4 separate regions of the Homo sapiens genome follow, and regions 1, 2 and 4 are each linked to region 3. Evidence: chromatin contacts called from ENCODE Hi-C or POLR2A ChIA-PET data. All regions are on one chromosome and are shown on one strand. Each heading gives the region's core, a stretch centred on a gene start or an enhancer-like site at or near the end of the contact. The rest is flanking DNA. Distances are from core to core; before and after follow the strand shown.

Region 1 (2,700 bases), core at 75-2,574, 1.3 Mb after region 3:
CTCAGAAACTCCCTTTCTAGCCGGGCGCGGTAGCTCACGCCTGTAATTTACAGCTACTCAGGAGGCTGAGACACAGGAATTGCTTGAACCCAGGAGGTGGAGGTTGCGGTGAGCTGAGATCAAGCCACTGCACTCCAGCCTAGGTGACAGAGACTACATCTCAAAAACAAACAAACAAACAAACAAACAAACAGAATTCTCACATGCTGCTGGCAGGGAGAGTGCTTGATTCTTTATCATTATATCTGAGGAAACTGAGACTCTGAGAGGTGAAGCGACTTGCCCAAAGCCACACAGCTGGGAAATGGAGGAGTTGGGATTTGAGCCCAGGCTCTTAATCGGCACCAATGCCACTTCTCACTTGGGACAGAAAGGAAGCCCTGACTCCTTAGGCAGCTGTACGGAGCCTGGGATGATAACGTGCTGAGAGCCAGGGCTACTGTCTGCTGCACCCTGGGGCTCAGTCTCCCCATCTGTACAAAGGGACGTTCCTTAGGTACCTCCAGCCCTGAGACACTGGGTTTTAACTTTAAATTTCTGATGAACAACAAATACTTTTTTAGTATAAGTATGCCCCAAATATGAATAAAGATAAATATAAATACCTGCCACCGACCCCTGCACAAACCGCAGGTTCCAGACTACAAGTCCCACAACCCACTGCGGCCTCCCTTAGGAACTGACTATCATGACTTTCTATTTTTCATTCATTCATTCAAAAATGGTATAGGCCACCCGCCGTGCGCCAGGTCTTGTGCTAGATGCCGGGGATACATCATATGCACAAAACAGACAAAAGTTTTTGCCTTCGTGGAGTTTGACATCTACATCCTCGGGAGTTTTAAGTGATTTTTGTTTTTCTCAGCAATTTCTGCCAGGACGACTACAGTTCCCGTGACCCTTTGTGTGTTTGACGGGACTACAACTCCCAGAAGACCTAGCGCGCCAGGCAGGCACTTCCTTTTCTCTTTATCCCCAACTTCCTTCCAGGTCGCAAGGTCACGTCCTGTCCCCACCTTTCGCCCCTCACCCTAGCTCCCCCAACGCCAAAGACAAGGTTAAGAAAGTGATATCGCGAAATAGTTTTTTAAAGCATTTTATTGCATTTTATGACTTGGAGTTTATGTGAAACCTCAACGGTATTAGCCGAACAGCCTGCCGCACCTTCCGGGAGTTCCAGAGTGGGCCTACAACTCCCACAGGGCTCCGCGAGCGCCGGACGGACGGACTACAATTCCCGACAGGCAGCGCGGCTGGCGGGGCGGTTCGCCGCGGTGCCCACAGGACCTCAGGGCGAGTGCGGGCTGCCCCGCGCGGCGCCCGCAGGACCCCGGCGGCTACCCATGCCGAGGTGAGTCCGCGGGAGCCGCCGCCGCCGCCGTCCCGTCCCAGCTGCCGCCCCGCGCGGCCCCGCCGCCGGCCAGGATGCTGGAGGAAGCGGGCGAGGTGCTGGAGAACATGCTGAAGGCGTCTTGTCTGCCGCTCGGCTTCATCGTCTTCCTGCCCGCTGTGCTGCTGCTGGTGGCGCCGCCGCTGCCTGCCGCCGACGCCGCGCACGAGTTCACCGTGTACCGCATGCAGCAGTACGACCTGCAGGGCCAGCCCTACGGTGCGTGTCCCCGGCCCACCCTCGGGGCTCCCCGGGCTCCCCGGCCACGCCACTCCGGCCCGGCGATCCCCAGGCCGATCCCTAGCTCCGGCCTGGGCTGCCCGACCCATGCTCAGGCCCCAGGCGAGGCAGAGCCCTGCCGCCCTGGACCCCCGGGCGCCCTGGAATCCCTGCTCTCCTTGCCTAGCGCCCAGGGACCCCCCGCGCTCGCTCCCACAGCCCCCGGCCCCTGCCTAGGTCTCCCTGCCCCGGAACCCATGGCCGGGCCAAGCGTCCCGCGTCCCTGGAGCCCTAAGTCCCCTCTCTCCTGTCCCCAGCTGGGCCGGCGTCTGCCTGCCTTGCCGAGTTTCTCCCTCCTGGGCCCCCTCCGCCCCTTAGGCTTCCTGGTCCGGGCTCACTTGAGCAGACGCTCCCGTCCTGACCTCCAGCTCCCAGGGTCCTGTTCTGGAGACCATCTGGTTGGTCTCTGGATTCACTGGGTCACGTCCGTGTTCCCAGGCCTCTCGCCTTTAGCTGACTGCGTTTGGAGTTAAAGGTCCCTGCACTGATTTCTGCCAGGCTGAGCCACCCGACGCGGTGGTCCAGCATTCCCCACCCCCTCCCACGGCCCTGGGTGCCAAGTGCATTTTGTCCAGTGCCCAAATTCAACTCCCCTGAATTTTCTCGCTCTAGTCACCGGCCCCCACGTCAAGGGCACATTTGTCCCCAGACCCCTGACGCTCTCTGGTCCCAGTTCGTGAGTCATGTTTCAGAATCTGCTAGCCCAGCTTCCCTGGTCTCCTCCCACGTCCCCAGTTCAGTCCACTCGCCTGGGGTTCCCTTTGACCCCCTTTCTGTCCCGCCTTTGATGCATACCCACGCCCTCAGCTCAGCCTCCTCACACCCACTTCCCAGAACCCCACTTGTTCCATCTTTCCAGGATTTCCTCTTCCCTTTCCAAATTCGCACCCCCTTGCCCTTGCATTCTGCAAGTCTCCCACTCAACAGCCTCGCCCCCTCCCGTCGTGGCCCTGACCCCAGTGTCTAGACCATTCCACATCCCCTTGTCTTTGCCTGGCTATAGCTGTCCCTGACATTCCAGAACCTGGTCC
Region 2 (2,700 bases), core at 78-2,577, 1.1 Mb after region 3:
CGGAGGCTGGGGCTTATCCCTATTTTTCTCTCTCCTTCTCTAGCCAGGATTTTTTTTTTTTTTTTTTTTTTTGGTTTTTGTTTTTGAGACGGAGTCTTTCTCTGTCGCCAGGCTGGAGTGCAGCGGCGCCATGTCGGCTCACTGCAAGCTCCACCTCCCAGGTTCACGCCATTCTCCTGTCTCAGCCTCCCTGGTAGCTGGGATTGCAGGCGCCCGCCACCACGCCGGGCTAATTTTTGTATTTTTAGTAGAGACGGGATTTCGCCATGTTGTCCAGGCTGGTCTGGAACTCCTGACCTCAGGTGATCCGCCCGCCTCGGCCTCCCAAAGTGCTGGGATTACAGGCGTGAGCCACCGCGCCCGGCCCAGGATTTTATTATTTGACAGGCTCCAGGACAGGGCACCACCTCCTCCTTGGCAGACCTTCCCAAACTGACCACCAAGCCCCTGACGGCTCCTGCCCTCTCCTCCCACTCTCCCCGATCCCCTGACTGCCTCTACTGTCCCCCAACACATCCCTCGAGCCCGACTCCCTTTACTGTCCCCCCAAACTTCCCTCAAGCCCCTGATCGCCTCTACTGCCCCCCTTAAAGTGCCCCTGAGCCCCTGACTGCTTCTGCTGTCCCCTCGAGCTGCCCCCAAACTCCCGACTGCAGCTACTGTCCCCCTAAACTGCCTTCGAGCCCCTGATCACCTGTCCCCCAAAACTGCCCCTTCAAACCCATGACCGCCTCTACGGCCCCCTCAAACTGTCCCCGAGTTCCTGACCGCTGCTATTGGCCCCCTAATCTGCCCTTGAGCCTGACTCCCTTCCACTGAACCCCCAAACTGCCGCCGAGCCCCTGACCGTGTCTGTTCCCGCAAACTGCCCCTGTGCCCCTTAAACCTCTACTGTCCACTTAAATTGCCTCAAGCCCCTGACCACCTCTGCTGTCCCCACAAGCTCTCCCCAAACTCCTGACCTGTACTGTCCCCAGAAACTACCCCTCGAGCCCCTGACCGCTTTTGCTGTCACCCCAGACTGCCCCCAGCCCTACCCCTCGGCCGCTGTGACCACGTCCCCGGGGCCCAGGCGCTCGTCGTGCGCCGCCCCGCGCGTCCCTCAGCTTTCTCCGGCTGCGAACTCGGGCGGAAGCCGGTTCCTGCCGCCCCACCTCGCCCTGGGCCCGGGCTCGGCTCCCGCCCGGCACTCACCATGTCCCGCCCGCTCCTGGGCTCTCCAGGGTTAGCGCCCCGCGGTCCAGCGACCGGCGCAGGTGAGCACGACAGGACACCTGAGCCGCTCGGGGTAGGCGGGGAAGCGCGCAAGGCAGAGGGGAACTCGGCTTACCGTCCTCGGGGTCTGATTGGACAGATCTCGGGAAGTGGAGACTCTGATTGGACAGTGCTGTCGACTCCGCACCCCTGATTGGAGAATTCTCCAGTCCGTCCCCCTAGCGCCCTTGATTGGGCAGGGCTCCGCTTCGGATTAACGTCTCTGATTGGACAGTTCCCTAGGCCCCGCCCCTGCCTGTCCTGATTGGATAATTCTCTCCTCAGTGACGGGCTCGTCGAGAACACGCGTGGCTGACCCTCTAGCCGGGCAGCCGCGGATCTGGGAGAACTCACTCCAGTCCAGGGAGGGCGCGGCGTCCTCCTCCCTGACTGCACGGCAACTCCAGACTCAGTTTCCCCTCGGAGCGGCCCCTCGTGCGGGGAGGAGAGGAAGGGCACGGAGTCCCATGGGGCGGAGTCCTGCGTGGGGGCGGGACCCGCGTGCGTGACGTCACCGTGCTGTCCCGCGTGGGCGCGGACGCCTGGGGTCCAGAGACCTGGAGATCTGGAGACCAGACGACGAGGCCCCAGGAGGCCGGACCCCACCAGGCGCTCCCTGTGTTCTTAAAACTCTCGGCCGGGCGCGGTGGTTCACGCCGGTAATCCCAGCACCGTGAGAGGCGGAGACCGGCGGATCATCAGAGGTCAGGAGTTCAAGTCCAGCCTGACCAAAATGGCGAAAACCACTTCTCTCCTAAAAATACAAAAATTAGCTGGGCACGGTGGCGGGCGCCTGTAATCCCAGCTACTCCGGAGGCTGAGGCAGGAGAATCGCTTGAACCCAGGAGGCGGAGATTGCAGTGAGCCAAGATCAGGACACTGCACTCCAGCCTGGGCAACAAGAGCGAAACTGAGTCTCAAAAAAAAAAAAAGCAGCCCTCCCACAAACAGAACCACGTAAGGTCATGAAGAGAGAGGTCTCACATTTATATGCTTAATAACGAAAAAGACTCTACAAAAACCACAGGCTTAAACAAAAAATACTTTTACAGGGACACTCAGACTGGTGTGACCCTTGTTACTGATCTTTGTAGACAAGGATAATTATTTCTGAAAAATGATGTAATCCTCATTTAAAATTTTTTTTTTCCTTTATAAACCTTTGTCCCAGTCTGGGCAACATGGCAAAACCCCATATATACAAAAAATACAAAAATTAGCTGGGAATAAAGGAGTGTGCGCCTATGGTCCCAACGACTTGATAGGCTGAAGCAGGAGGATCGCTCGAGCCCGTGGGGATTGAGGCTGCAGTGAGCTGTGATCTCACCATTGTACTCCAGCCTGGGCAACAGAGACCCCCGTCTCAAAAAAATGAAAACCAAAAACAACCTTTGTCTTCCTTTACCTCCCTGAATAAGCACATAGTTTGCTATGCCGCGCATATTC
Region 3 (2,700 bases), core at 137-2,636:
AGTCCAGAAAGTGGAACCCTAGGAGGGGACGGAGTGAAAAAATACAGCCAGGCCCACCAGGCTCCCGGTTCCCCTCGCCGCCCCGGGGACTGCGCTAGGAGGGGCGTTGGTGTAGCCGAAGCGCTCCAACTACGCGCACCTTCCCGAATCGCCCGCCAGGTAGGGGTGAACAAACACGCCAGGGAAATACAGCAGTGTGGACCCGAGCCCCTCGAGGGTCCTCCAATACTATGAAGTTCCCCCGCCCAGACTCAGGCCCCAACCCGCGCTCCTAGCCTCGCCCTCCCCCTCGTTAAAATACAGAGAACGCAGAGAAAACGTGCCGGGCTCCCCCCATCCTGGCCCCACGCCAGGTGCTCTGCCGACCTCTGGGGAGAATCCGCGCGGCCACCCCGGCGGCGGCGACGCGGTTCCTCCTCCATTTTCACAGATAAGGAAACTGAGGCTGGGGGAGGGGGAGAACCCAGAACCCCAGAGCCGGATGCTCCAACCACGGTGCCCACCGCCCAGACCAGAACGCAAAAGAAAAAAAAAAAAACGGAACAAGGCCCAGAAAGGGAGAGAGGTGGTCTGCCCAGGAGTCTCAATCCCGCCCGCAGACCTCGCTGGGCCCCCGGAGCCCCCGCCACTGCCGCCGGGGCGGCCATCCGCTCGCCGCCCGACCGCGTGGCCGCCACGCCCCCCGCGCGCGCCCCACCCACCGAGGCCCCGCCCTGCCGGCCGGCGCGGCGGCGGCCCGGGCGCGCCCCCCTCCCCGCCCCCCACGCGCCACGCAGTTTCGGGGTCCTGGCGGGGGAGGGGTCTCAGGCGGCCGCCCCCGCAAGGGCCGGGATCGCGGCTGCACTCACCTGTGTGCGTCCGCAGGTGCGACTTTAGGTGCGAGGACTTGTAGTAGGCTTTGGCGCAGTCCGGGAAGGGACAGCGGTGGCTCTTGGCGGCGGCGGAGGGCGCGGCGCCGGGGGCGCGGCCCGAGGACGGGGACGAGGCGGCTGAGGAGGAGGAGGCGGGCGAGGCGCCCCCCGGGGCGGCTCCGGGTCCGCCGCGCAGGTCGGCCAGGATGCTGGCGGCCAGCAGGTGGGGCGCCGCGGCGGCGCCGGGGCCCGGGCCAGAAGCGGCGGGGGGCGGCGGGGGTGGCCCCGGGGTCCCGGGTGAGGCGGCCTCGCGGCGCGCCGCGCGCACATCCAGGCCGGCGGCGGGGCCCGCGCCCTCGGGGCCGGGCCGCCCGCGGTGCACCACGGCGCCCGAAGAGATGGCCATGAGCACGTCGGCGGCGAAGTAATCCACGCACGCCACGGCCGCCGACATGCCGAGCAAGGGCGCGCGGCGCGGCGGGCGGAGCGGAGGCGGCGGGAGCGGCGTCCGTCCGGCCGGCGGCGGCTGCTCGAGTGCGGGAGGCGGAGGAGGAGGAGGAGGAGGCCCGGCGCGCGCCGCCGCCGACGCCCGCGCTCGGCCTGCCCCGCCCCGCCTGACGCGTCCTGACGCACCGGAGCCCGCGGGGGCGGCCACAGCCCGCCCCGCCCGGAGGACGCCCCCTCGGGGCGCCGCAGCCACGCCCCCCGCCCGGCGCGCCCTCCACCACTCTCCGAGCCGCGCGCGGCCGCCGGGGGCGGGGCTCGGGCCGGAGGAACCCGCCCCCCGGCGCGCCCACTCCGGCCTCCGCCAGCGCCTAGCGTCTTAGGCCCGGAGCGCGCCTTCTCCGCGCTAGGGTGCAAGGCCGGGAGCCCCGCCCCCTCCCGGCGCGCCCCACTCCAGCGCGCGCCCCCGTACCCTTTCCCGGAGCACCACCCCCTCAAGCCGGGGCGGGAGGCCGAGGACCCCGCCCCCTCTCCGGCACGCCCCTCCTTCCGAGAGCGCGCCCCGCCCCATCCCGGCACGCCCCTCCCTCCCAGAGCGCGCCCCGCCTCCTCGCTGGCGCGCCCACCCCACGCCGGGGCGCGCGGCCGGCGGGAGCCCGCCCCCTCCCCGGATGCTTCCCTCCTGGCCCCGGGCGCGCCCCCGTTCGCGATGGAGGAGGGCTCCGATCCCCACGTGGCCGGGGTTGGAGGGGTGCGGAAGCGGCCGGCCCCGCCCCCAGGCCACGTGCGCGACCCTTCCCCCCTCTTCTCCCGGCCTGGGGCCCTGCTTTGACCCCGCACTCAGGCATCTGCTCGTCCTCTTCTCTGGGGTTCCCCCTCGCCGCTCACAGAGCCCCTCGGAGCCTCCCGGCCGAGACACCCGGTATCCCGCGCCCGCGGCGGGGCCCGGGAGGGTGGGGCAAGGCTGCGTTCGTTCCTCTTTTTGCACCCAGTTCCGGAGCTACTAGAGCGCGCCCCACTGGGGGTGGGGAGGGCCGGTTGGGTCCCAGAGGGTCGGGATAGGGGGACGGGAAGAGGGGGCCGAACGCAAAGGGCTGGGCTGGGCTGGGGGCGCCTGAGCGGGTCAGAGGTTCCCCGCCCTGCTGGGACACCGGGGTCCGGGGCTTCTCTTTCCATTCCCAGGCATCGATTCTTGGGGTTCGGACGGGAAAACTGAGGCCAGGTATTCGGGCCTCCCGGCCGCGAGGACGTCCAGGCCAACTTGTTAAATATTAGGGGGGACACCAGGGACGCGGATGGCCCAGTTCGCAGGCCCAAGGCGGCGGGGGCACAGAAACTGGGCGGCCCCCCTCGGTCGCGACCGCGCTCCCGCCCCTTCCCAGCTCCGGCGGGGCGGCGGGGACTG
Region 4 (2,700 bases), core at 142-2,641, 1.2 Mb before region 3:
TGATGACTTGGGAAGATGCGATAAGCCTAGGAGGCGATGAGCATTCACATTGAAAGCGGGGGCGGGGACCCCAGAGAGAGCTTCCCTAGCAGGACCTCAATATCCCTGTCTGAGCAGCGGGGCTGCGGGGCAGCTCCTGGTTCAGAGGCCTAGGGCTGTGGGGGGCCCCCTCCCCTGGAATCGCTCCCCAGGCCAGGAGGGCCGTCCAGCGCCCCGCCCTCCCCGACGCCTCCTGGGGGAAGGTCCTGGCAGCCCCAGACTCGCGCCTGGCAAGGGCGGAACACCCCAGGCTGACGCAGCTGGGGCCCCTCCGGCCTTCCCAGAAGAGCGCGTGCATCGGGAGCAGACGTCAGCCAGCTGCAAGGAGGAGCGGCCCGGGGCTGCGTAGCTCCGCTGGACCCCGATTCCGGGCAGAGACCCCCCCCCGCCCCGGCCCGCGCGCACCGAGCCCAGCCCCCGCCCCCCAGCGCAGGCGCAGCGCGGACCTCGGCCCCACCGGTCCCGCGCCCGGACCCTGAGCCCTGCCCCTGGGAACCCGAGGGCCCCGACTCCGACTGACCCTGACCTGGGACGGCGCCCCCGCCTCCGCCCTGCAGAAGGGGCGCAGGGAGGGGCCCCGAGGCCTTCGCGCGGCCCCACGCCCGGGACCCTCCCGCGCCCGGCCCCACGCGCGTGTCCTCTGTCCGCAGATTCGTGCGACGGCGTGGAGTGCGGCCCGGGCAAGGCGTGCCGCATGCTGGGGGGCCGCCCGCGCTGCGAGTGCGCGCCCGACTGCTCGGGGCTCCCGGCGCGGCTGCAGGTCTGCGGCTCAGACGGCGCCACCTACCGCGACGAGTGCGAGCTGCGCGCCGCGCGCTGCCGCGGCCACCCGGACCTGAGCGTCATGTACCGGGGCCGCTGCCGCAGTACGTGGGGGCGTGGTCTGTGGAGGGGCGGGGCGGGACCTACCGGACCTGCGCGTCATGTATCGAGGCTGCTGCCGCAGTAGGCGGGGGCGGGGCCTGGGGCGGGACCACCCGGACCTGAGCGTGACGTATCGGGGCTGCTACCGCAATGCGTGAGGGCCAGGCCTGCGGGGGCGGGGCCTGCTGGAGGGGCGGGGCCTGCTGGAGGGGCGGGGCCGCTGCCGCAGTGCGTAGGGGCGGGGCCTCCAGCCCAGGACAGGTCACATGGGTGGCGGTGGGGCCTGAGTAAGGGCGTCTTTATACTTCCGAGGGAGTATCACGGGGTAGGGTCTTTTGTAGGGTTGGGATTTGGAAAATAGTGGGCCTCTGGGGGCTCACACTGGGCAAGAGGTATGTGGCATGGTCAGAGCGGGAGCGTGACTCAGAGAGGGGCTTGTGGGTGTAACCAGAGGGGCATGATGGAACCAGGGGGGTGAGACTGGGTCATGTAAGGGGCGGGGCTCTTGGCTGGGGCGTGGTTCCTGGGTGGAGATGGGCGGGGATTTGTGGGTGGAGTTTGGGTGGGCGGCCCCGCAGTCGCGGAGGGGCGGGGCTTTGGGTAGCATAAGGGGCAGGAGCTCACGAAAGAGGTGTGGCTCCTGGGTACAATGGGAAGGGCAGGGCTTGTGGGTGGAGCCTGAGGGGTGGAATGGAGAGGGGGGCTCACGGGGGGCGGGGGGGTGCTTGTGTCTCCTACCAGAGGGTTTTCGCATCTTGGGGGTTAAGGGTGGGTCTTGGGGCCAAGAGCCCTGCGGGGTTCTCAGCGAGATGTCCCCTGAACTTCCCCTGGCACCCGGCCTGCAGAGTCCTGTGAGCACGTGGTGTGCCCGCGGCCACAGTCGTGCGTCGTGGACCAGACGGGCAGCGCCCACTGCGTGGTGTGTCGAGCGGCGCCCTGCCCTGTGCCCTCCAGCCCCGGCCAGGAGCTTTGCGGCAACAACAACGTCACCTACATCTCCTCGTGCCACATGCGCCAGGCCACCTGCTTCCTGGGCCGCTCCATCGGCGTGCGCCACGCGGGCAGCTGCGCAGGTGCAGACGCAGGGCGGGGGCACAGGCCTGTCCTGGGGGCCGGAGAACCCCCTGCCCTGCGCCCTCAATGCTCTTATCGACCCTTGCAGGCACCCCTGAGGAGCCGCCAGGTGGTGAGTCTGCAGAAGAGGAAGAGAACTTCGTGTGAGCCTGCAGGACAGGCCTGGGCCTGGTGCCCGAGGCCCCCCATCATCCCCTGTTATTTATTGCCACAGCAGAGTCTAATTTATATGCCACGGACACTCCTTAGAGCCCGGATTCGGACCACTTGGGGATCCCAGAACCTCCCTGACGATATCCTGGAAGGACTGAGGAAGGGAGGCCTGGGGGCCGGCTGGTGGGTGGGATAGACCTGCGTTCCGGACACTGAGCGCCTGATTTAGGGCCCTTCTCTAGGATGCCCCAGCCCCTACCCTAAGACCTATTGCCGGGGAGGATTCCACACTTCCGCTCCTTTGGGGATAAACCTATTAATTATTGCTACTATCAAGAGGGCTGGGCATTCTCTGCTGGTAATTCCTGAAGAGGCATGACTGCTTTTCTCAGCCCCAAGCCTCTAGTCTGGGTGTGTACGGAGGGTCTAGCCTGGGTGTGTACGGAGGGTCTAGCCTGGGTGAGTACGGAGGGTCTAGCCTGGGTGAGTACGGAGGGTCTAGCCTGGGTGAGTACGGAGGGTCTAGCCTGGGTGTGTATGGAGGATCTAGCCTGGGTGAGTATGGAGGGT

Evidence for each region. A loop is a pair of places that touch in the nucleus more often than their neighbours do. ChIA-PET counts read pairs that join two places held with the same protein, here RNA polymerase II (POLR2A). Pooled maps may share reads with other maps.
Region 1: a loop to region 3 is called in a map of CD8-positive, alpha-beta T cell, with 18 times the contacts of the local background. The contact joins the promoter of NCLN here to the promoter of KLF16 in region 3. A Hi-C loop is called at or near these places in 1 of 168 maps with a recorded cell type or tissue (CD8-positive, alpha-beta T cell), 1 of 37 single-sample maps with no recorded cell type and 5 of 50 pooled maps.
Region 2: a loop to region 3 is called in a pooled map, with 6 times the contacts of the local background. The contact joins the promoter of ZNF77 here to the promoter of KLF16 in region 3. A Hi-C loop is called at or near these places in 4 of 50 pooled maps.
Region 4: a pooled map shows a loop between it and region 3 (17-fold over the local background). The contact joins the enhancer-like site here to the promoter of KLF16 in region 3. A Hi-C loop is called at or near these places in 1 of 37 single-sample maps with no recorded cell type and 7 of 50 pooled maps. POLR2A ChIA-PET finds 5 or more read pairs at or near these places in 1 of 52 experiments (HEK293T).

What each region holds. Positions count from the first base shown.
Region 1 is chr19:3,184,606-3,187,305 of GRCh38, forward strand. NCLN (nicalin) reads left to right here and starts at 1,325. Exons shown (of 15, transcript NM_020170.4): 1 at 1,325-1,609. The coding sequence starts at 1,426. RefSeq lists enhancers at 403-1,285, 592-731 and a silencer at 1,242-1,811.
Region 2 is chr19:2,943,644-2,946,343 of GRCh38, forward strand. ZNF77 (zinc finger protein 77) reads right to left here and starts at 1,328. Exons shown (of 4, transcript NM_021217.3): 1 at 1,195-1,328. The coding sequence starts at 1,197. RefSeq lists silencers at 1,024-1,103, 1,244-1,493 and an enhancer at 1,564-1,723.
Region 3 is chr19:1,862,193-1,864,892 of GRCh38, forward strand. KLF16 (KLF transcription factor 16) reads right to left here and starts at 1,387. Exons shown (of 2, transcript NM_031918.4): 1 at 849-1,387. The coding sequence starts at 1,305. RefSeq lists silencers at 630-799, 850-1,029, 1,360-2,459, 2,530-2,700 and a promoter at 1,276-2,480.
Region 4 is chr19:679,585-682,284 of GRCh38, forward strand. FSTL3 (follistatin like 3) reads left to right here. Exons shown (of 5, transcript NM_005860.3): 3 at 690-905; 4 at 1,749-1,976; 5 at 2,066-2,700. The coding sequence ends at 2,124. Among named protein-coding and RNA genes, the nearest start is that of FSTL3, 4.5 kb to the left of the region's middle. RefSeq lists silencers at 119-428, 459-1,238, 1,429-1,528 and enhancers at 1,349-1,898, 1,899-2,447. Within about 2 kb of position 1,392, at least 41 of the 41 ENCODE cell types and tissues checked have a DNase peak (open chromatin) inside an H3K27ac peak, as active enhancers do.